Linked DNA regions of Homo sapiens: region 2 is linked to region 1. Evidence: read pairs that join two places in POLR2A ChIA-PET (ENCODE). Cell type or tissue: A673. All regions are shown on one strand. Links, peaks and the distances in the headings refer to the core of each region. The heading gives the core; the rest is flanking DNA. Region 1 overlaps DCAF5 (DDB1 and CUL4 associated factor 5). Region 2 overlaps ERH (ERH mRNA splicing and mitosis factor).

Region 1 (4,000 bases), core at 1-4,000:
TTTCTTTCTCCTTTCTTTCCCTTTCCCTCCCTTCCTCCCTCCTTCCCTTCCTTCCTTCTCCTTTTCTTTCTTTTTTTTTTTTTTGAGACAGGGTCTTATTCACTCTGTCAGTGGTGCTAACAGGCTGGAGTGCAGTGGTGTGATCTCACTCACTGCAGTCGCCACCTCCTGGGTTCAAGCCATTCCCCTGCCTCAGCCTCCTGAGTAGCTGGGATTGTAGGCATGTGTCACTACACCCAGCTAATTTTTTCGTGTTTTTAGTAGAGACGGGGTCTCACCATGTTGGTCAAGCTGGTCTTGAACTCCTGGCCTCAAGTGATTCACCTGCCTCAGCCTCCCAAAGTACTGGGATTACAGATATGAGGCACCATGCCCAAGCCTCCTTTTCTCTTTTTTTCTTTTCTTTCTTGTGAGACAGAATCTTGCTCTGTGGGTCAGGCTAAAGTGCAGTGGCATGATCATAGCTAACTGAAGCTTCGACCTCCTAAGCTTAATTGATCCTCCTGCCTCAGCCTCCCAAGTAGCTAGGACACATAGGTGATGTACACCTATGTGTGCATCACCACGTCCAGCTAATTTTTAATTTTTTCGTAGAGACAAGGTCTCTATGTTGCCCAGGCTGGTCTTGAACTCCTGGCCTCAAGCGATCTTCCCACCCTGCCTCCCAAAGTGTTGGGATTACAAGTGTGAACCACTGCACCTGGCCAGACTGTCTTTCTTTTTTTCTTCTTTCTCTCTCTCTCTGTTTCTTTCCTTTTTTGAGACAGGATTATACTCTGTTGCCCAGGCTGGGGTACAGTGGTGTGATCACAGCTTACTGCAGCCTCTGCCTCCTTGGCTCAAGTGATCCTCCCACCTCAACCTCTGGAGTAGCTGGGACTACAAGCACGTGCCATCACACCTGACTAATTTTTTAAATTTATTTTTTCTAAAGACGGGGTCTTACCATGTTGCCCAGGCTGACTTTGAACTCTTGGGCTCAAACAATCCACCCACCTCAACTTCCCAGAGTGCTGGGATTACAGGTATGAGCCACTGTGCCTGGCCCTAGAATGTCTTTCATGTTGTGAAATGTTTAAGTGATCTGGTTGGAGTCCTGTTTTCACCACTCTCATTTGTGATCTTAGGCTTCTGATGTCTCTGTAGAATTACAGAATTTTGTTGCTGGAAAGGACTAATGATCGTCTAATAGAAGTCTTTAATTTTACATCTAAGTAAACAAAGGAGCAAAGAGGTAAAATGATTTGCTCAGTAGGTTACAACTAGTGAGTAGTACAATCAGGATTAAACTCTGGGTCTTCTGACCTTTTCCCTCAATAGGGAAAGTCATGAGGTTCTGCATTTAAAAAGGACTTGCTCAAGTAAAGTGTTAAACTCCTAAGTGGCTTACTCTGCCAGTACATTGTATCTGCAGTTTCATTGCCCCTGAACATGGTTTTGATTAAATTGGTGATGCCCTATTATTTTACAGATGAGTAGGTAGAGATTTTCCAGGGTGGAGGCCAACTGTCACTCTGGTTGAGTCTCCAGTTTTAATTCTTAGCCTGCTGAGCTATACTTCCGTACTTTGGAAAGTCTTTGTTTCCTTCCAAGAACATTACTCAGGAGGAGGAATTCTTTGCAAATCCAGATGCCTGTCAAAATCTTGTTACACAACTTCCCCCATGCTGAATTTCCATTCAAGTCTTGTATCTAAATTCCAGTTGTATCTTGGTGTTACAAGTTAAAGCTAAGTGACTAATTGGAACCTTTGAGGATTGCTATGTTCCTTTTTTTTTTTTAAATAGGTGTCTTGACTATGTTGATGGCTTAGCACAGATACCTCATTTATATCACTTGCTGCCACAGATGACTCAAGTGTGTGCTTTGCCTTAGACATACAGTAGTCCCCCCTCATCTGTGGGGGATGAGTTTCAAGCCCCGCAGTGGATGCCTGCAACTGCAGATGGTACTGAACCCTATGTATACTATGTTTTGTCTTATGTATACATACCTATGGTAAAATTTAATTTATAAGTTAGGCACAGTAATACATTAACAACAATAGTAATAAAGTAGAACAATTATAATATTATACTGTAATAAAAGTTATGTGAATGTGGTCTCTGTCTCTCAAAATATCTTGACTGTAATATTTTCGGACCCTGGTTGACTAATGGTAACTGAAACTAGAAAGTGAAATCATGGGCAAAGGGGCTTACTGTACTGGCAAGAAACAAGTGAAGTTTGAGTGTTTGGCAGCTAGCCCCTGATTTAGTCTCAGGGTTGACATCTCTGTTTACATCTGCTGGTGGGTGGCTGGGTGTAGTGTGCATTCCTAGAAGTGTTAGGGCCTTCACTGATTCAGTCTTTTTAGAATTGCCAAAGAAGAGACAAGAAAGCTTTATTATGTTGTTAATTTTGTGTATACAAGGAATTTTGCAAAAGTCCAGGCAGGCAGTGTTCTTATGTACAAAACTAAAAAAAAGAATAATCAGAAATTGCTCATAGAATGGATGGAGCGTATTTGTGATATAATCAGGAGAGCATATTGTCCAGGTTAGTTCTCTATGGCAGAAGAGGTAAGGCTGGAGATGAAGAAAATTTGTGATCTGGAAGTACCTGGCAATGCATCATCCACTAACTTAATAACTTTCCTTACTGGTTTTGAGGGCCTAAGAACCCGTTTTTAGTGTCCCCCAGCTCTATTTGAGGAACTTTTATTCTTTGACGTGTCACTAATTCCATACTTTACTATGGAAAATTGCCTGTTGAAATCATACAAGTCATCAGCATATGGTACTTACAAGATAGGCCTCCCACCCATTCATAATTTAAACAACTATTATGTATTAATTATAGGAAATTTGGAAAATAGATATTTAAAGGAAAAAAGAAGTAATTCCACTTATTCAGGATGACCATTGTTAATATTTGGAACATGTAGCCTTTTTGATACACATTTAGTATACATACATTAAACATATAATTGAAAGTAGGCCACCTCTGGTATTTTGTAATATTAAGATTAATATTTTAAAACTTAATATTTTTTCATATTTCGTTGCATATTCTTTTAAAGCAGGGTTTCTCCACCTGAACATTACCGACATTTTGGGCTGGATAAGTCTTTGTTATGAGGAGCTGTCCTGTGCACTATAGGATATTTAGGAACATCCCTGGCCTCTACCCAGTGTATGCCATTAGCATCTTTCCAGTTGTGACAACCAAAAATGTCACATATTGTCAAGGGTGATTTTCCCTGAGGGGAAACATCATCTGGGTTGAAAACCACTGTCCTAAAGTAACAGTTCTCAAACTGAAAAAATATTAGTTTTCATAAGTGAAAAAACATTAAATAGTAAAAACAGTATATTTTCCAAAATTAAAAAAAAATAGCGAGAAGAGTGTCATTGTTACATTTTCTCAAATCTGTGTGTATCTGTCATAATAAAAGGCATTCACATTTAATCTTGCAAAATATTGGTTTAGCTGAAGTATATAAAGAAAATTATAGGCTGGGTGCTGTGGCTCATGCCTGTAATCCTAGCACTTTGGGAGGCTGAGGCAGGAGGATTGCTCTAGTCCAGGAGTTCAAGACCAGCTTGGGCAACATAGCAAGACCCTGTCTCTACAAAAAAGAAAACAATTAGCCAGGCATGGTGATGTGCACCTGTAGTCTCAACTACTCTGGAGGCTGAGGTAGGAGGATCACTTAAGCATGGGAGGTTGAGGCTGCAGTGAGCTATGACTGCCCCACTGCACTCCAGCCTGGGTGACAGAGTAGGACCCTGTATCCAAAAAAAAAAAAAAAAAAAGTTTTACACATCAGTTTTTATAAAAGGGAAGAGCATGTTAATGTCTTAGATAACTGTATATTCTTCCTTAATACTGTACCAAAACAAGTAGAAGTTTCTTAAAGATTAGTTGCAATGTAGAATATAAAACCATATCGAATAATTTCTCGTAGCCTGTTACATTGTTACATTAAAATCCATTGATCTGTCTTAAACTTTGGGTC
Region 2 (17,232 bases), core at 270-4,269, 250 kb before region 1:
GAGCAAAAAATCCATCTCAAAAAAAAAAAGTATAACTGTGGGTCAATGCCTTTTTAACATATACGAATTTATTTTCCTAGTTTTTATTTTCTTTCCATTCATTAACTCATGGGTGATATTCTGTGATCACAATGTAGTATGCCAGTAGCAATAAAAAGCCCTAAGATAGTTGTTTAATAGTTCTGTGGTTGAATAGTGTTTTTATTAGGAAATTTATAAAGTTAATTTGGAGCTAATAAAAGGCTTATGTATACAGTATAGGACATGTTTTTTCTAGATAACTAGCATTTATGTCACTTAGCCATTCATCATAGTAGTCTTAAAATAGTTGACAGCGGGAATAGACTGAAAAGGTGTATTCTCCTTTTGTGGGAATAAGAAAGGAGAGTATCAGGCCGGGCACGATGGCTCAAGCCTGTAATCCCAGCCCTTTGGGAGGCTGAGGCACGCTGATCACCTGAGGTCAGGAGTTCAAGATCAGCCTGGCCAACATGGTAAAACCCCGTCTCTACTAAAAATACAAAAAGTTAGCTGGGTGTGGTGGCGGGTGCCTGTAATCCCAGCTACTTGGGGGGCTGAGGCAGGAGAATCGCTTGAACCCAGGAGGCGGAGGTTGCAGTGAGCCAAGATCTCATCATTGCATTCCAGCCTGGGCAACAAGAGCAAAACTCCATCTCAAAGAAAAAAAAAAGGAGAGTATTATTGAATAAAAACTAAATAGATAATATACTCTATAGCTAATTATAATTAGTAATGTGGGCTTGCTATTAATGATTTTGCTCATTATCTTTTTTATTATATTTAAGTACTTATATCCTTGTTCATGTGCTAATGCTTTATGTGTATTATTTCAAATAAACCTCACAATTCTATGAAGAGGCACTCTTAACTCTGTTTGACAGGTGTGGTTCAGGGAATGGCGTCGTTTGTCCTCGGTTTGACAGGGGCAGAGTTGGAACTAAAGTCTGTCTGAATCCATAGTCTAGGATTTTTTGTTTGTTTGTTTGTTTGAGACAGAGTCTTGCTCTGTCACCCGGGCTGGAGTGCAGTGGCCGATCTCGGCTCACTGCAATCTCCACCTCCCAGGTTCATGCCATTCTCCTGCTTCAGCCTCCCGAGTAGCTGGGGCTACAGGTGCCTGCCACCATGCCTGGCTAATTTTTTGTATTTTTTTAGTAGAGACAGGGTTTCACTGTGTTGGCCAGGATGGTCTCTATCTCCTGACCTCGTGATCCGCCCGCCTTGGCCTCCCAAAGTGCTGGGATTACAGGCGTGAGCCACTGTGCCCGGCCTAGTCTAGGATCTTAAATATACATTAGGATAATCTCTTTCCTTGTTGCCAATTTTTTTTTTTTTTTTGCTCTGTGGCTTTAGGAAGAATTACTGAAAAACCTGTTAAGACCCACAGTGTTATTTGTTTGAGCCATCAGATGGCAAGTCTTTAAAGCCCCTTAGCTCCAGTGGTTTGAAGTAATCATTTTATTATTAAGACACAAAATAGTTACATCAACATTGTGGTGAATTTCTCAGCTGCCCAGACTGGAGTGCAGTGATGCAATCACGGCTCACTGCAGCCAAGTGATTCTCCCACCTCAGCTTCCCAGGTAGCTGGGACCACAAGCACACGCCATCACGCCTGGCTAATTTTTTAATTTTTGTAGAGATGAGGTCTCCCTGTGTTGCCCAGGCAGGCTGGTCTTAAACTGTGGGGCTCAAGTGATGCTCCTGCCTCAGCCTCCCAAAGAGCTGGGATTACAGGCGTAAGCCACTACACCTGACCTGGTGAATTTATAAAATAAAAAAGTATTTGCTAGTGGCAATAATCAAAAGCCATCAATCTATCATCTTTTCCCCAGCCCAACTTTATTAAAGTAAATATGATATCAACATATAGCACAGCTCATAAGCACTGCTCATATCTAGAAGTGTATGCGATTGTAAGATTTTGCTTTTTTTCCTATCCTTTCTTAGGTGTTTGTAAAATGTATGAAGAACATCTGAAAAGAATGAATCCCAACAGTCCCTCTATCACATATGACATCAGTCAGTTGTTTGATTTCATCGATGATCTGGCAGACCTCAGCTGCCTGGTGTAAGTATTAGCCAACATGTCTTTTATCTTGTATTTTCTATTGCTTTTCTGTCTGTTTGAGGTGATTTATGGTATTGGGAGCTAATTATGTGCCTGATACTGATCTTTGCATTTGCATAGTGTATAGTAATTAATATTTCTCTTACAGAAATAAGAGATTGGCAACATAAAGCCAAAGGCACAGAAAAAAATAACTTTGCTAATTGATATAGTTAGTATCCAGAAAGGATCCTAATTCAGAAGTTCCATGTGCCTCTTCTTTGTTCCTTATACCTAATTTTTTTTTTCCTTTACAGTCTTTGTCTTAAAGCCATTGGTTTTGGATTAAAACTAAGATTATCTTTTTTTCATGACATTTCAAAAACTTAAATATGCGTATAGCTGAAATTTAATTTCAATCCTACGCTGTGTAAGTACGTATATTTTGGTATGTTAGAGTGAGATTTTTTAACATATTTGTTATAGTTTGTATTGATAATCTGCTTCTGACAATTACTAACAAGGAGCATAAAGTGTTACTGTAGACTTACCTAATCTTTTTTACATTAGCGAACAGAAATTGAGTGTAAATACAGCTCATTTAACCGAGGAAAATGGAAGCACCTTATGATACAATACTCAATCATCAGATACTTGAATATTTATTACATGTCAGGTGCTGTGCTAGAAGTTGAAAGAGCAGTGATGAGAAATATACAAGTCTTACTCATAGGCACTTCCTGGATCACCACTGGAGCCAATCATGGAATGTGGCTGCACCATGCTGTCTCCCCAAAAGTTCCAAAACACGCATTTCCTTGGGATGTTTGAGTTTTGTTTTCTGTACCTCTTCATTGTGTTCCGGTTGTAGCCATTTCACTTTGATCACTCAGAACATTCAAATGAATGTTGCATGGTACTTTAAGCCATTCAGACATCTATAGGAAAAACATACCAGACAGAGGGGATGAGGGACAGCTAGTGTAGAAGTCCTGAAGTAGGAGTGCCTAGCATGTTTGAAGTCATTAAGGAAGCCTTTGAGGCTGCAGAGGAATGAGTGAAGGAGAGTGTCTTAGGAGATTGGAGGAGCAGGGAGCAATGATATCCTGGAAGCCAAATGCAGAAGTGTGTCATATCATTGATAGGACAGATATGTGAGGACTGAGAATTTAATTGACCCCTGGATTTGACACTGTGGAAGTCTTTGGTGACTTCCAGAACGGTTGTGGTAGAGTGCCAGGAGTAAAATGCTTACAGATTTCAGTGTATGGAAGGGAATGAAAAGAGAGGATTTATAGGTGGCCATTACAGGCTTGCTTTTTTTTTTTTTTTCCTTTTTTTTATTTAAAGAATTTTGCTTGAAAGAACAGAAAAATGGGGTTGTAGCTGGAGAAAGAAATTGCTTTTTTTTAAGTGGGAAAAGTAATGGTAAGTTTGCAGGCTGATGGGATGATGTACCAGAGAAGGAGAAACTGATAGCTCAAATTGGCTCTTGGACAGTTCAATCATAAAAAAGGGAGGACAGGCAAATTTGGGAGCTGGGGGGAATTATCTTCTGTATGCTTCAGTTATCTCAGAAAGATAAGGAGCAAGGACATCATTTGAAACAGGTGTTACAGGTTTGTGGAAAAGTAAGAAATAAGCTAGGAAGGTGAAAGAATTAGGGAACTGCAATTAATTCAGGGATGCATTAAGTGTCCTCCAAAGTACCTATCTGATAGTGATTTAAAGTGAAATCAGTCATTGTGATCATGGGATTTTTTTCCTAGTCTCTCTCACCTGGATGGTTACAGGTGAGGAGTAGGTAGAGAGTAAAGATTTTGCTAAAGGTTGAGGGCATATATGAGGACAACAGCAACGACTGAATGACCATGAGCTTTAATTGGGGGTGTAGGAGGAGGTGCTGGAAACAGAGGTAGATCAGTTCATTGTAGGTCCCACTGGATCAAGGATTGCTCACATTAGAGTGTTAGGAAGTGGTGATCAGAGAATGACATGCTTGAAATTAGGAAATTGAAGTAGTTGGAAATGACAAGGTCTAGGGATCTGGCCAAGAGAGGGTAGGAGATGAGATCATTAGAGGAAAAGACTTCATGGAATTGGGAGGCCTAAGTGTTGACAGAATCATCCACTGGATATGAAATTACCAATAATGTGTATATTAATTGATAGAATTTAAGAAGAAGTTGCTTTGTGTTTGTTCACTGCTGCATCTCTGGTACATAATTAGTGCTGAGTAAATATTGGTTATATAAATGCACGTCACTTGTGTTGTTATTTGAGGAATAGCTTTCTAAAATTATTGATAATTTTCTATTTCCCTTATTTATATTACAGAGCTATATTCTGCATTGATTAAAAATTAATGGTTGTCTTTATGGTTTTATAAAAGAACCTTACTGAAACATTCAGGATGTAATCCTGACGCTTTTGGGATGTCATACTTACTCCCAGTAAGTGGGAAGTAAACTTGAAGCAAAGGATCATGTTTTACTTGTCTTGGGAGGCTGTGGTTAAGAGCTAGCTGGAGTGGCAGAATTAGACATAGCTGGGTTTGAATCCTGGGTCTACCATTTGCTAGCTCCCTTTGACAAGGCAGCTTTGTATTGCTAAACTTTAGTTTGCTAATTTGTAAAATTCAGACAAATCTAGTTCATAAGACTCCTTGTGAGGATCAAGTGCTTGCTGAGCACAGCATTATTAGATATGCAGCAACTCCCTTTTCAACTAGATTGAAGAAGTCAGGATAGAGTTTTATTTTTAATTACAAGCATGTTCTTAAATTTGCCAGGAGTAGAATGATATGAATTTTAATGTCTACGTGTGAGATAAATTATAAATTTCAAGGGAGATTTAAAAGGTGTTGAGGTTTTTTCAACAATATGAAAATTGAGCAGAGTAAAACAGTTACAAGTGACATGTTAATGATATACAAGTATGTCATTAATGACATAACATAACTTTTCTAACTTTGTACTAGACTTTATAAAAAAAAAATTTTAGAGACAGGGTCTTGCTATATTACCCAGGCTGGTCTCAAACTCCTGGGCTCAAGTGATCCTCCTTCCTCAGCCTCCCCAAGGAGTGATATTACAGGCATGAGCAACTGTGCCCGGCTGCATTAGACTTTAAAATGTAAACTAGAAACCATATCTAGCATACTAAACTGATTTTTAATACAATATTTGCTATATTAAAGCAACATAGGGGGAAAGCTTTAATTATTACCTAGATAATTCTTCCCACCTACAGTATTTCCAGAAATATAGAAGAGAGGTTAATGATAATTTATGGTTTTTTAGTAGTTTCAGAGTGTTAAAAACCGTAAATTATCATAGCTTGAAAACCTGTAACTATTTGTTTGTTTCTAATGTTGAAAATTTTTTGGCCTCTGAAAAACTTTCAGAATCAAATTTAGGATTTAAAACTATTTTCCCCAGGTGACTTTGGTTATGTCCTTTTTGTTCTTTGAATATTCAGGAGAAATAAGGTATTGTTTCCAAAGAGGTAACCCACTGCCACAGCACATCCTGTGATTTGGGCCGTTACTCCTCAGACCAGAGACTGGGTCCGTTTTTGGTTTGTAGATGGTTGTGTGCTCATAGTTTCTATTAAATTTACATGGCAGTGACCTAGGACTTTTTTAAATTAATTCTTTTTAAACAGCGTAGGTGGAAATGGAATAAATAAGATTCTACTTTGTAACATGACTAAACCCAGAGCAAACTGACCATGCATTAATAATAAAATGTAGGCATGAAAATTTGTATTTCGTATACTTAAAGTCAGAGTCAGATTTTTCCAGTTTTCTGATCTGTATGTTTTTTAAATAAGCTTTTTGTAAGATGAAAATAATGCCCTTTTGATTATGCAGTATTTTCTTGTTTGCTTAGAGACATAAAGAACATTTAAACTGTCAGTTATTATAATGACAAGAGGTATTCCTGATCAGTAAGAGAAGTTATCACTGAAGACATTTCTGATTTCACTGCCCAGACCCACAGCTTCTGTTCTTATATAAACCTACATTCATTGACCATAACAATAGGTTAAAAGATTCATCTGTGCCAATGACTAGGCATTTTATTAAAGTATTTAACATTTAATTGTCTCATTTTCAAGTGCCAGTTAACAGCCATCGACACACAGCTTTCCATAAAGAAGGCATTATTGCTTTTTTTTTTTTTTTCTTTTGGAGATAGAGTCTTGCACTGTCGCCAGGGTTCAAGCGATTCTCCTGCCTCAGCCTCCCGAGTAGCTGGGACTACAGGTGCGCGCCACCACGCCCAGCTAATTTTTGTATTTTTTTTTTTTGGTGGAGACGGGGTTTCACAATGTTGGTCAGGATGGTCTTGATCTCTTGACATTGTGGCCCGCCTGCCTCAGCCTCCCAAAGTGCTGGGATTACAGGCATGAGCCACTGGCACCTGGCCTACTATTTGATGAGTTGGAAAATTGCATGCAAGTTGATGGATTCCTTAATGTTCACAAACCAGAGTGATTTTTGTTGGGGGGAATGGTATAAACAAAGCCTGTCCCACCCAGATATGATAATTGTGAGAAATTTTGTTCCTTTTTAAGTTATTTTCCAGTGTTAATATAAATGTTATAGTCTCTTCTGCTACATTTTGCAGTAGACTAGCTTAGAGCTTATTTAATTAGGAAGCATGGACAAAGAGTTTTCAGAAAAAATTAAATTTTAGAATTTTTAAATTTGGTTAAGCATTTTTAAAAATGGGAATCTTGTACATTTTTAATAAACCAGATTGTGACCTTACTGTTCAGAGGAAGAATATGATGTTAATTGTATAAAGCATTCCTACTTTGGAATTTATTTCCCTTGCCAAAAATTGTAGTTTAGGTTTCTAACTTAGTGATTAACAGTGAGGACTCTGGAGTCAGGAGTATTTAAAATCTATCTCCAGTCCAGCATTACCTAGCTAATAACTTGCTTCACTTTTTAAAGCCTTGGTTTCTCATTTATGAAAAAGGAGGCCAGGTGCGGTGGCTCACGCCTGTAATCCCAGCACTTTGGGCGGCCGAGGCGGCTGGATCACTTGAGGGTCAGGAGTTCAAGACCAACCTGGCCAACATAGTGAAACCTGGTCTCTACTAAAAATACAAAACATTAGCTGGACGTGGTGGCACACACCTATAGTCTTACCTACTCAGGAGGCTGAGGCAGGAGAATCATGTGAACCCAGGTGGCAGAGGTTGCAGTGAGCCAAGATGGCACCACTGCACTCCAGACTGAGTTACAGAGTGAGATTCTGTCTCAAAAAAAAGCAGGGGTCGGTGGTGGGGGTGGTGGGAAGTGAGGATAATTGTACCTACTCACAGGGTTGTAAAAATGAGTTAATTCAGATAAGAATTTAAAGCGACACCCAGTACTCTGTGACATCTTACTAGATACTACTCACAGTCCCATTGGAGTTTTACTGCTAATGCTAGTCTGTGTACTCCTTTTCGTTCTGATTAGAGATATTTTGGAGCTTACTGTATCTTCTGATAATTCTTCTCCATAGGCCTCTAGCATTATTTATTTTAAAAAGCAAATCCTAAAATATAGGTTTAAGATTTCCTTAATACTTTACAGGGGGAAGGAAATTAGCAAGAAATCTTTGTTGCCAGTACATGTTTTTTAAAGGTTTTTTAGTTAATTCAGAATAAACATTGCAAATCTAAAGTTTGTTCTAGTATTGTTGTTTTTGTTTTTTTGAGATGGAGTCTCACTCACAGGAGTGCAGTGGCACGATCTCGGCTCACTGCATCCTCCACCGGTTGAAGCAATTCCCTTGCCTCAGCCTCCTGAGTAGGCAGGACTACAGGCGTGCACCACCATGCCCAGCTAATTTTTGTATTTTAGTAGAGACAAGGTTTCACCATGTTGGCCAGGCTAGTCTTGAACTCCTGACCTCAAGTGATCACCCGCCTCAGCCTCCCAAAGTGCTGGGATTACAGGCATGAGCCACTGCACCCAGCCAATTTTTTTGTTGTTGTTTTTTAATCACTAAAGGAACCATAAAAATAGAAACTATGTAGGAGGAAGAACACATGGTTTCTGGTCATACTCTGTCAAGAAGTAGATATGTAACATATTGGGCATTTAACTTAAAAATTCTAAGTCATGTTTTCTTTTTCCACTATAAGATTGTACTAGGTGATATAAAGTTCATGTCACTTAAAATTCAACGACTGTGTAAGTAGCTCTTTCAGCTTTTCATTAAGTTCATTTTTGGAAATGTGCACATCTATGCCATCATTGGGCAGTTATAATTTGGGGATTTAAACACCTGGCAGTGATTGACCACTGTGACTTTGCTTATTCCCTTTCTCTCCTCAGTTACCGAGCTGATACCCAGACATACCAGCCTTATAACAAAGACTGGATTAAAGAGAAGATCTACGTGCTCCTTCGTCGGCAGGCCCAACAGGCTGGGAAATAATTGTGTTGGAAGCACTGGGGGGGTTGGGGTGGGCTTGGAACACAGGTGTGTACAGCGTGCTGTAGTGGAAGTTTTGTATCATAGTAATCCTGTTTCCACTTTGTTATACTCTAGCCAAGATTGACTGTATTAGATGAAATGTGAGGATCTTGTTCAATCGGAAACCCCCGTTACCTCCTCTTTTTCTTTCTCTTTCTTTTTTTTTTTTTACTTAAACATTTTTATGATGATTTAGATGGAAGTTGTTCTTCGTCACTTAATGTTGGTTCCAGTCCTTCAACTGTTCATATCTACTTTATAACATTCACATACTAACCCTTCTTCAAGATGGGGTGGGGGGTGGAAATGCAGTTTAGCCATGTCCTCAAGATAAAGTCTTGGTAAAAATAAATAAATGTCCTTTAGTTATATTTTCTCCCTGAGTGCTTTTTTTTTTTTTGTCTTTGAACATTGAATTTTCTTGCAAAGCATTTTTTCATTTTAAGTTTAAAAACCAATAGCTGCTACACAAAGAATTTGAAGAAAGTTTAAGTAGTGCGCAACACATTTTGCTGTGAAGCTAATAACACTTTTACCTCACTTTTCCAGCATAATTAAATGAATCTTAATTATAGCTCCAAGGTTTGTACCTACTATTGACGCAAACGTTATAAATGACTTTCTGGTGATAAAGCTTGTCCGCAGCAGCAGCAGCAGACAGATGAACTTCTTAGTGTTGATCAGATGAAGTACTCTTTCTAGGAGGTCTTTGTGCCCTTTTCAGAGCCTTCAGTTGGATACTAGTTACCCACTACTGTAGGGAAGCTATAAGGGCAAGGGAAAAACCACAAAAAAGTGTAAGATAGTCTTGTCTCTTTTTTGTTGTTGTTTTTTTGAGACAGTCTCACTCTGTACCCAAGCTGGAGTGTACTTCCAATCATGTCAATCATGTATTTTCAATCAGCAAGTACATGAGCACTCTCTGATTCTGCTATTAGCACTTTACCAACAGCCAGTGATATCTTGACACAGCATAAGATTGAAAGTTTTTTGGAAGGCTCATGATTGGTTTAATATCCCCCTGTTCCTGCCTCTACTTGCACATTAGGGCCTTAACTATTTTTTTTGTTGTTTTATGCAAGACAAAATTTTACCTAGAACATACTCATATGTGCTCAGTTTTTCTATAGAATAATCTGGTTAATGAAATGTTATCACTGTACCAAGAGATTATTAGAATTTTAGGGTACCTGACAAAATTAAGTAGAGTTGTAGTTAATGTTTCACTGTGAAACCAACCAAATTTTAAAGCTAAAATAGGCCGGGTGCGGTGGCTCACGCCTATAATCCCAGCACTTTGGGAGGTTGAGGTGGACAGATTATTTGAGGTCAGGAGTTCAAGACCAGCCTGACCAGCATGGTGAAACCCTGTCTCCACTAAAAATACAAAAAGTAGCCGGGCATGGTGGCACACGCTTGTACTATCCCAGCTACTTAGGAGGCTGAGGCAGGAGGATCCCTTGAACCAGGGAGACAGAGGTTGCAGTGAGTGAGCCGAGATTGCACCACTGCACTCCAGCTTGGGTGACAGAGACTCTGTCTCAAAAAAAAAATAAATAAAGCTAAAATAATCTCACACAAAAAGAAATAGATCCAAAAGTAATCTGATTGTCCTGTTTTTCATTTGGCCTGTCCTGCTAAAATAGTTTTATTTCTTTAACAAATAGAGGATCTTTGGCTTTATTTATTTATTAATTTATTTTTTAAATACTCTAGAGCAGATCTGAAGGGAATGAGTTCCCTTGATTCTCAGATATAGTACCATTTCTGGTGTTGGGCTTACAGAGGAAAATATGAGAAAGGAATGTGAGAAAGTATCTGGGTTCTAGATGTTGAGTGATGAGAACAAAAAGAAGGGGAGCAGTGTTTGGAATCATTAAAAGCTTAAGGAAGACTAGAACTGGAATAAATACAAAGAAACATTTGTCTATGTCCCATAATACACAGAAAAAGAGCCTAAAGTAGCCTTTTTGTGAAGGTGAAATGTGCAATGAAAGTTTCTGTGGTTTGGCCTAGGTACAACCACTGTCCTTGTGTTAGAGATTTAGAGTGTTGGTTGATTGGCCTTTCCCCAACCACAAGTAAAACAGGTTTGATTTCCGCTTATTAAGTGATATTTTATACTGCTACATAAAGGTGAAACCTCCCAGACAGATTATACAATTTCCGATTCTCTAATCCAGATTTATAATCTAAATTTATATACCTGAGAATTTCTAAAATATTTCTTGATAATGGCCATTTCTGTCCTGTAGTGCTTGATTTAAGAGGTCCCAGGAGTATAAAAAGAGTTCAACGATCTCACTTCCCTTCCAGTTCTCTGGCTTAATATATTTCCAGCAACTTACTAAATGCTCAAACAGGTTATGTGTCTTAACTCCCATTGTTGGGACAGAAGTAGTAGTGAACTGTTTTACTTTCAGCAAGAGAGGGACTTAAGGGATGAGCAAATAATTTTGTACTGTCCTAAAAGCAGACCAGGCTGGGTTGGGGGAGAGAGGACAGGGTAGTTTTCTCAGTATGATTGTCAACTTTACATCAGGATGGTCTTCCTTTATCAAATTGTTTTAACTAATCATTTGAAGGTTGGAATGAAAATCAGGATTGATACATAAATTGATTAATGTTACTATATTTGTAAGGATACTTTTATGTTCATGTTCTTTTTTTTTTTTTTTTTTTTTTTTTTTTTTTGAGACAGTCTCACTCTATCACCCAGGCTGTAGTGCAGTGGTGCAATCATGCCTCACTGCAGCCTCAATCTCCCAGGCTCAGGTGATCCACCTTAGCCTCCTGTGTAGCTGGGATTACAGGTGCACACCACCATGGCCAGCTAATTGTTTAAATTATTTTTTGTAGAGATGAGGTCTCCTTATGTTGCCCAGGCTGGTCTTGAGATCCTGGACTCAAGTGATCCACCTGCCTTGGCCTCCCAAAGTGTTGGGATTACAGGCATAAACCACTGCACCCAACCTAAGGATACTTTTGGAAGAAATATTAATTTATATGTTAGCATAATGATACTAGTATTGCCACTTAGACATAGCATTTTACTGCCTAGGAAATATTTCTACATATTTATCATCACAGCAACCCTTTGAGATAGGAAATAATTATATCTCTATTAATGGTAAAAATAAAAATAAAAATTTAGATTGCCTAAGTGATTCACCAGATCACAAAGCAATACCAAAATTTTGCTAGATGAAAAAGACAAGGTTTTAACCTCAAAGACCTTGAAGGGGAGCCCCATAATATGAATAGCTGTGCTAAATAATGGACCTCTAATTCTTGTCAAAGGGACCTTTTTAGACTCAATCAAATATTTGGATTCACAAGACCTGAAGAGGTCTTACTTGGCACCAATTTAATCAAAAGCACAGGGGACACAGAAAACAGCTTGCCAGCCCAGCATCATCAAGTGTTTCTCTTCCACGGGAGTATTCCTCATGGCAGTTCACACAGCCATCCAAGAATTATCCTCCGAACACACGGAAACACACAGTAGCTCAGATGCAAGAGATAAGACTTAGGTAAGTGCAAGAGCTACCCCAACTTAGAAGCTTCATGTACAACAAGAGCCACTAACTCTTGTAATAGCTTCATGGACATAGTTTCTAGGTCCCTGCAAGGAGCATGCCGCATTTACAAGTCATTGTATTCAGAGAAACACAAGGCCATGTCTTCCCATCAGGTATTCATTGTTTCTCCCAGTCTAGGTGTAATTTATCACATAAGGGCCATGTTTCTCATAAGCAGTCTTGTCTAGTAATACATTGCACCATTGTGTTTCCTCAGGAACAGAGCTACAATGTTAACCCAAGTTGACCATGAGTCAGTGTATTACATAATGGTGCAATGTATTACTAGACCAGATTGCTTATGAGAAGCATGGCCCTAAGTGGTTACCTTGGGTTAACTTTCTAGCTCTGTTCCTGAGGAAACATAATGGTGCAATGTATTACTAAACAGGATACTGATGGAATGATTAACCTCAGAAGAAAAAGTGACATGGAAAGTTGAAAGAGTTTGTGTTAAATGGTCTTAACTCATTAAATGAGTAAAATGAATTACTATCTTGGAGGAAAGGAGGCTGGGCATAGAATGGGGAGTCAGAAGAACAATTCTCAGAGCTCATACAGGGTGAGGAAACATAATCTGACCACTAGAGTCCTGTGTCACCAACTAAGGGATTCACTGAAGCCTCCAAAAGTGTTAAAATTTGTAATAAGACCAGTGGTCCCTTAAATTAAGGCTACTATGGATTTACCATAGCAAAGTTTAAAAATGGATCTTAGGCCAGGTGTGGTGGCTCACACCTGTAATCCCAGCACTTTGGGAGGCCAAGGCAGGAGGATCAAATGAGCCCAAGAGTTGGAGGCTGCAGTGAGCTATGATCACGTCACTGTACTCCAGCCTGGATAGCAGAGTGAGACAGTATCTCAAAAATAAAAAGTATGACAACAATAGTGTAAAGGACAATAGGGGGAAATGGAATACATGGTTGAAATGTTTTTTAACGTCGACGGTAGACTGAAAAGTTAAAGATGTCTATTTGAGGGCCAAGCATGGTGGCTAATGCCAATAATCTCAGCACTTTGGGAGGCCAAGGCAGGAGGATCACTTGATGCCAGGAATTCTAGACTGCAGTTGAGCAACATAGCAAGACCCTGTCTCTACGAAATAAAAATTTAAACATTAGCCAGATGTGGTGGCATGTGCCTGTAGTCCTAACTACTCAGGAGACTGAGGCAAGAGGATCACTCAGGCCCAGAAGTTCACGGCTTCAGTGAGCTATGATTGCACTCCAGCATGGGTAACAGAGTGAGAACTTGTCTCACAATAAAATAAAGATCTCTATTTGTAAACCCTAGAGAAATCACTTTAAAAAAAAAGAATCCAAAAGAAGATAGGATATCAGGATAATGTGGAAACCTGCGGTTGGAGGAGTTGCCATGGTAATGTTAACTCCCACCTTCATCTACAGGCTTTTGTTGTGGAGGCTTTTGTTTTACTGTGTGCCAGGACCCCAGAACAAAGAATAGGTGGGAAAATAGATAACAAACAGCAATATGGTAAATTTAGACCCAGTCATTAATAATTTCATTAAATGTAAATGGTCTAAACATTTCAATGAAAAGACTCGGATTGTCAGACTGGATCATGAAGCAAGACACCACTATATGTGGTCTATAAGAAATCCACTTTACATGTTAAGACACAGATACAATAAAAGTGAAAAGGATGCGGAAAGTATGTCATGCAAACACTAAGCATTAGAAGCAGGAGTGGCCATACTTAATATAAGGCAAGGAGACTTCATAACAAGGAATATTACCAGGGATGAAGGGGGATGCTTTGTAATGATAAAAGTGTAGCTTCATCAAGAGACATAACAATCCTAAAAATACGTGCACCTGCTGTCGTTTGCATGTGTCTCCCAAAGTTTATGTGTTGGAAACTTAATCCCAAATTCAACAGTGTTGGAAGTAAGGCCTAATAAGAGTTGATTGGGTCATGAGGGTATGAGCCTTATGAATAAATTAATGTCATTTCCGCAGGAGTGAGTTAGTTATCATGAGTGGTCTTGTCATAAAAGTGAGTTCAGTCCCCCTGCTCTCTTTCTTGCTCTCTTTCTTGCTTTCTGCCTTCCACCATGGGATGACATGAAGGCCCTTGCAAGGTGCCAGTGCCATGCTCTTGGACTTCCAGGCTCCAGAACTGTGAGCCAAATAAGTTCCTATTGTTTATAAATTACCCAGTAAGTATTTTGTTACAGCAACAGAAAATAGACTAACACATCACTCAGTGACAGAACTTCAAAATACATGAATTAAAAACCTCGGGATATTCCAATGTGCAATATACCACTACTGTTCAAAATGTTGCACACCTGAGTATCTTGAGCAGATTTTTATTTGGTTGGTCTGTGGTGGACTCACAGTCTACAATTTTAACAAACTTCCAGGTAACCACACTTTGACTAGCAAGACATCCTACACATACTGCTTTTCATGAGGTAGCATAGGAAAATGCCTGGTATATAGTAGGTGAACAGTAAATAGTGATAGAATCTGACTAAACAGAACAAGGCACATAAATGGCAACAAAGATGAACAAGAATGATCTTAGGCAGTAGGGATAGAGAAGAGCATAAACTTTAGTACATGAAGCAGTATAACATTTTTATGGGAGGGAGTGCTGGGGGAGTGTTAAGTGGACAAGGAATCATAAGTAAGTAACAAGCATAACACTGAAAGACTACTCACACTCTAGGCTAGACATTAAGGCAAGTGAATGATGGGCTAGGAGATAGGAGGGGCTGAGAGGCTGAAATCATGAGGGCACTTGAAAGATGGAGAAGTTGAAAGAAGCTAGATGATGGTCTGAGGGGAATTTCAGTGATACCTTAGAGGAGGGCCAGGCACAGTGGCTCACGCCTGTAATCCCAGCACATTGGGAGGCTGAGGCGGGCAGATCACTTGAGCTCAGGAATTTGAGACCAGCCTGGGCAACGTGGCAAAACCTCATCTCTACAAAAAATGCAAAAATTAGCTGGGTGTGGTGGCATATACCTGTAGTCCCAGCTATGCAGGAGGCTGAGGTGGGAGGATTGCTTAAGCCCAGGAGGTCACAGCTGCAGTGAGCCAAGCCGAGATTGTGCCACTGCACTCCAGCCTGGGCAACAGATTGAGACCCTGTGTCAAAAAAGAAAAAGGAAAGAGAGAAAGAGAGAGAGAAAGAAAAGAACAAAGAGAAAGAAAAAGAAGAGAAAGAAAAAAGAAAAGAAAAAGAGAAAGAAGACTTAGAGGGAGATAATCTCTTAGTGATTTGCTTTCCTGTCTACTCCACTACATAGTTTGTCTTGTAAGCCTAAGAAAGATGTTTTGCCTTTGAAGATAATAGTAACTCCTTCAGCTACATTTAGAGATCCTGTGTCAACATATCTAGCATACCCTTTCTTTTTTGTAATTATACACTTAAGTGGATGTTCAGTTTGAGACATACTGTGAAAAGGTTGGTTTAAAAGCCTTTTCTGTGCCAGAGGTAATTTTCTTTATGCTTTTCAAGAGACTATGAAGAGGCTAATGAGAACTGATGACATCGCTTAACTGAGACAGGCCCTGCATTCTTGTCAATAGATGTTTGAAGTTAAAGTGTGTGGGCTGTAATTTAAGAGAAATGGGATAGATCATGGTTTCTTTCTTGGAAGCCCAGGGTTGGAGGAGTTGTCATGGTAATACTAACTCCCACCTTTACCTACAAGCATTTGTTGTGGAGTACCTACTCTGTTACAGGACCCTTGGGCTTGGCCAACTATATTGCCTCTCTAGCCTTGGAGAAAAAGAGTATAGTTGAGTCTTTTAGTGTCTGTTCCATGGTGAGTAGTTTGAAGAGTATCCCACAGTTCTGGGTCCTTGCCCTGCAATGCCCCTGGCCATTCTAGAGATCACTTTGTCCTTGACACTGTCAGTGAGCTCAGAGACCTGTTAGAAGTATGGTCACCAACTTCCACCTACAATGCAACTCCAGGAAGGATTACCACAATGCTCATCCCAATTATTTTGCAAATCCCAATGGGAGGTTGCAGGTATAATGACAGAGGGCAGGAAACCTCATGTTTCTTGCAGAGTGTTAGGAAAAGATTTGAAGGTGCAGGTACTGAAAGGCTGTTGAGGACAAATGCTTATTAGAATGAAGTTGATTAGAGATCAAAGTCCTGCTTGATACCTCAACGTATCCTTGATACCCTTGCTTCTCTTAAGCCAGGCCCTCTGAATCTTTTCAGGTACTTGGATTGAGAAATTACTTCTTTCCTTCTTAGAAAAGGCTGAAGATCCCAGGCATGGTGGCATGCGCCTGTAATCCCAGCTACTCGGGAGGCTGAGGCAGAAGAATCTCTTGAACCTGGGAGGTGGAGGTTGCAGTGAGCCGAGATCGCATCACTGCACTCCAGCCTGGGCAACAGAGCAAGACTCCATTTCAAAAAAAAAAAAAAAAAAAAAAGGCTAATGATCACTACTAAGACAATTATGTATTTGAGCCTTGTGACCTATGTGTGAATGGTGAGCATCTCTGAATACTACCCAGCATTCCTGCAACAGACCAGTGTAGATATTGGGATTCCACAGTTTGTATAAGATTCTATGTCAACAGACCCCGTATCAGTGAGTCAGTGTTTGCAGCCAACACGGAGTATGTTGCCCCAAGAGCCTGTGGATGGATCACTCAGGCTTCCCAACAAGGACAACCGCCTCACCTCCCCCTGCCCATCACCAGCTTTGATAGGCACTCCAACCCCCAGCCACCTTCTGCCTAGACAAGCTCCTCTTCCTACTTGGGCTCTAACTCCTCACTGCAGGCCACTCCTGCACAGGGATGCCCTACTCATCCTGCTCATCCATAAAGGTAACTCCACATTTATGTGACCGGCTGTCCTAGTAACAGTTATGCTGTTTCCACCTCATTTTCACTGTTTAACTTAATCCTCGGGTAAGTGTAGAGCCAGGTGAATGATAACTTATTATTATTTATTATTTATTTTTTTATTTTTTTTGAGACAGTCTTGCTCTGTCGCCCAGGCTGGAGTGCAGTGGCACGATCTCGGCTCACTGCAACCTCCACCTCCCGGCTTCAAGCAATTCTTCTGCCTCAGCCTCCCAAGTAGCTGGGATT

What was found. ChIA-PET counts read pairs that join two places held together with the same protein. Peaks named below come from ENCODE experiments on the same cell type or tissue, not always from the same donor. Only the 100,000 strongest peaks of a DNase experiment are listed, where the experiment ranks them.
Region 2: POLR2A ChIA-PET joins it to region 1 with 6 read pairs; 4 of 35 experiments call an interaction of 5 or more read pairs at or near these places.

What each region holds. Positions count from the first base shown.
Region 1 is chr14:69,135,911-69,139,910 of GRCh38, reverse strand. All of the region lies in intron 1 of DCAF5 (DDB1 and CUL4 associated factor 5), which reads left to right. Among named protein-coding and RNA genes, the nearest start is that of DCAF5, 15 kb to the left of the region's middle. RefSeq lists a silencer at 1,665-1,959. In A673, for the core only: no CTCF peak of the experiment used is centred there; a DNase peak (open chromatin) is centred at 1,560; H3K27ac peaks cover 891 bases.
Region 2 is chr14:69,371,823-69,389,054 of GRCh38, reverse strand. It overlaps ERH (ERH mRNA splicing and mitosis factor), which reads left to right. Exons shown (of 4, transcript NM_004450.3): 3 at 1,972-2,092; 4 at 8,415-8,927. The coding sequence ends at 8,517. It also overlaps a transcript of GALNT16 not described here. Among named protein-coding and RNA genes, the nearest start is that of ERH, 18 kb to the left of the region's middle. In A673, for the core only: no CTCF peak of the experiment used is centred there; no DNase peak of the experiment used is centred there.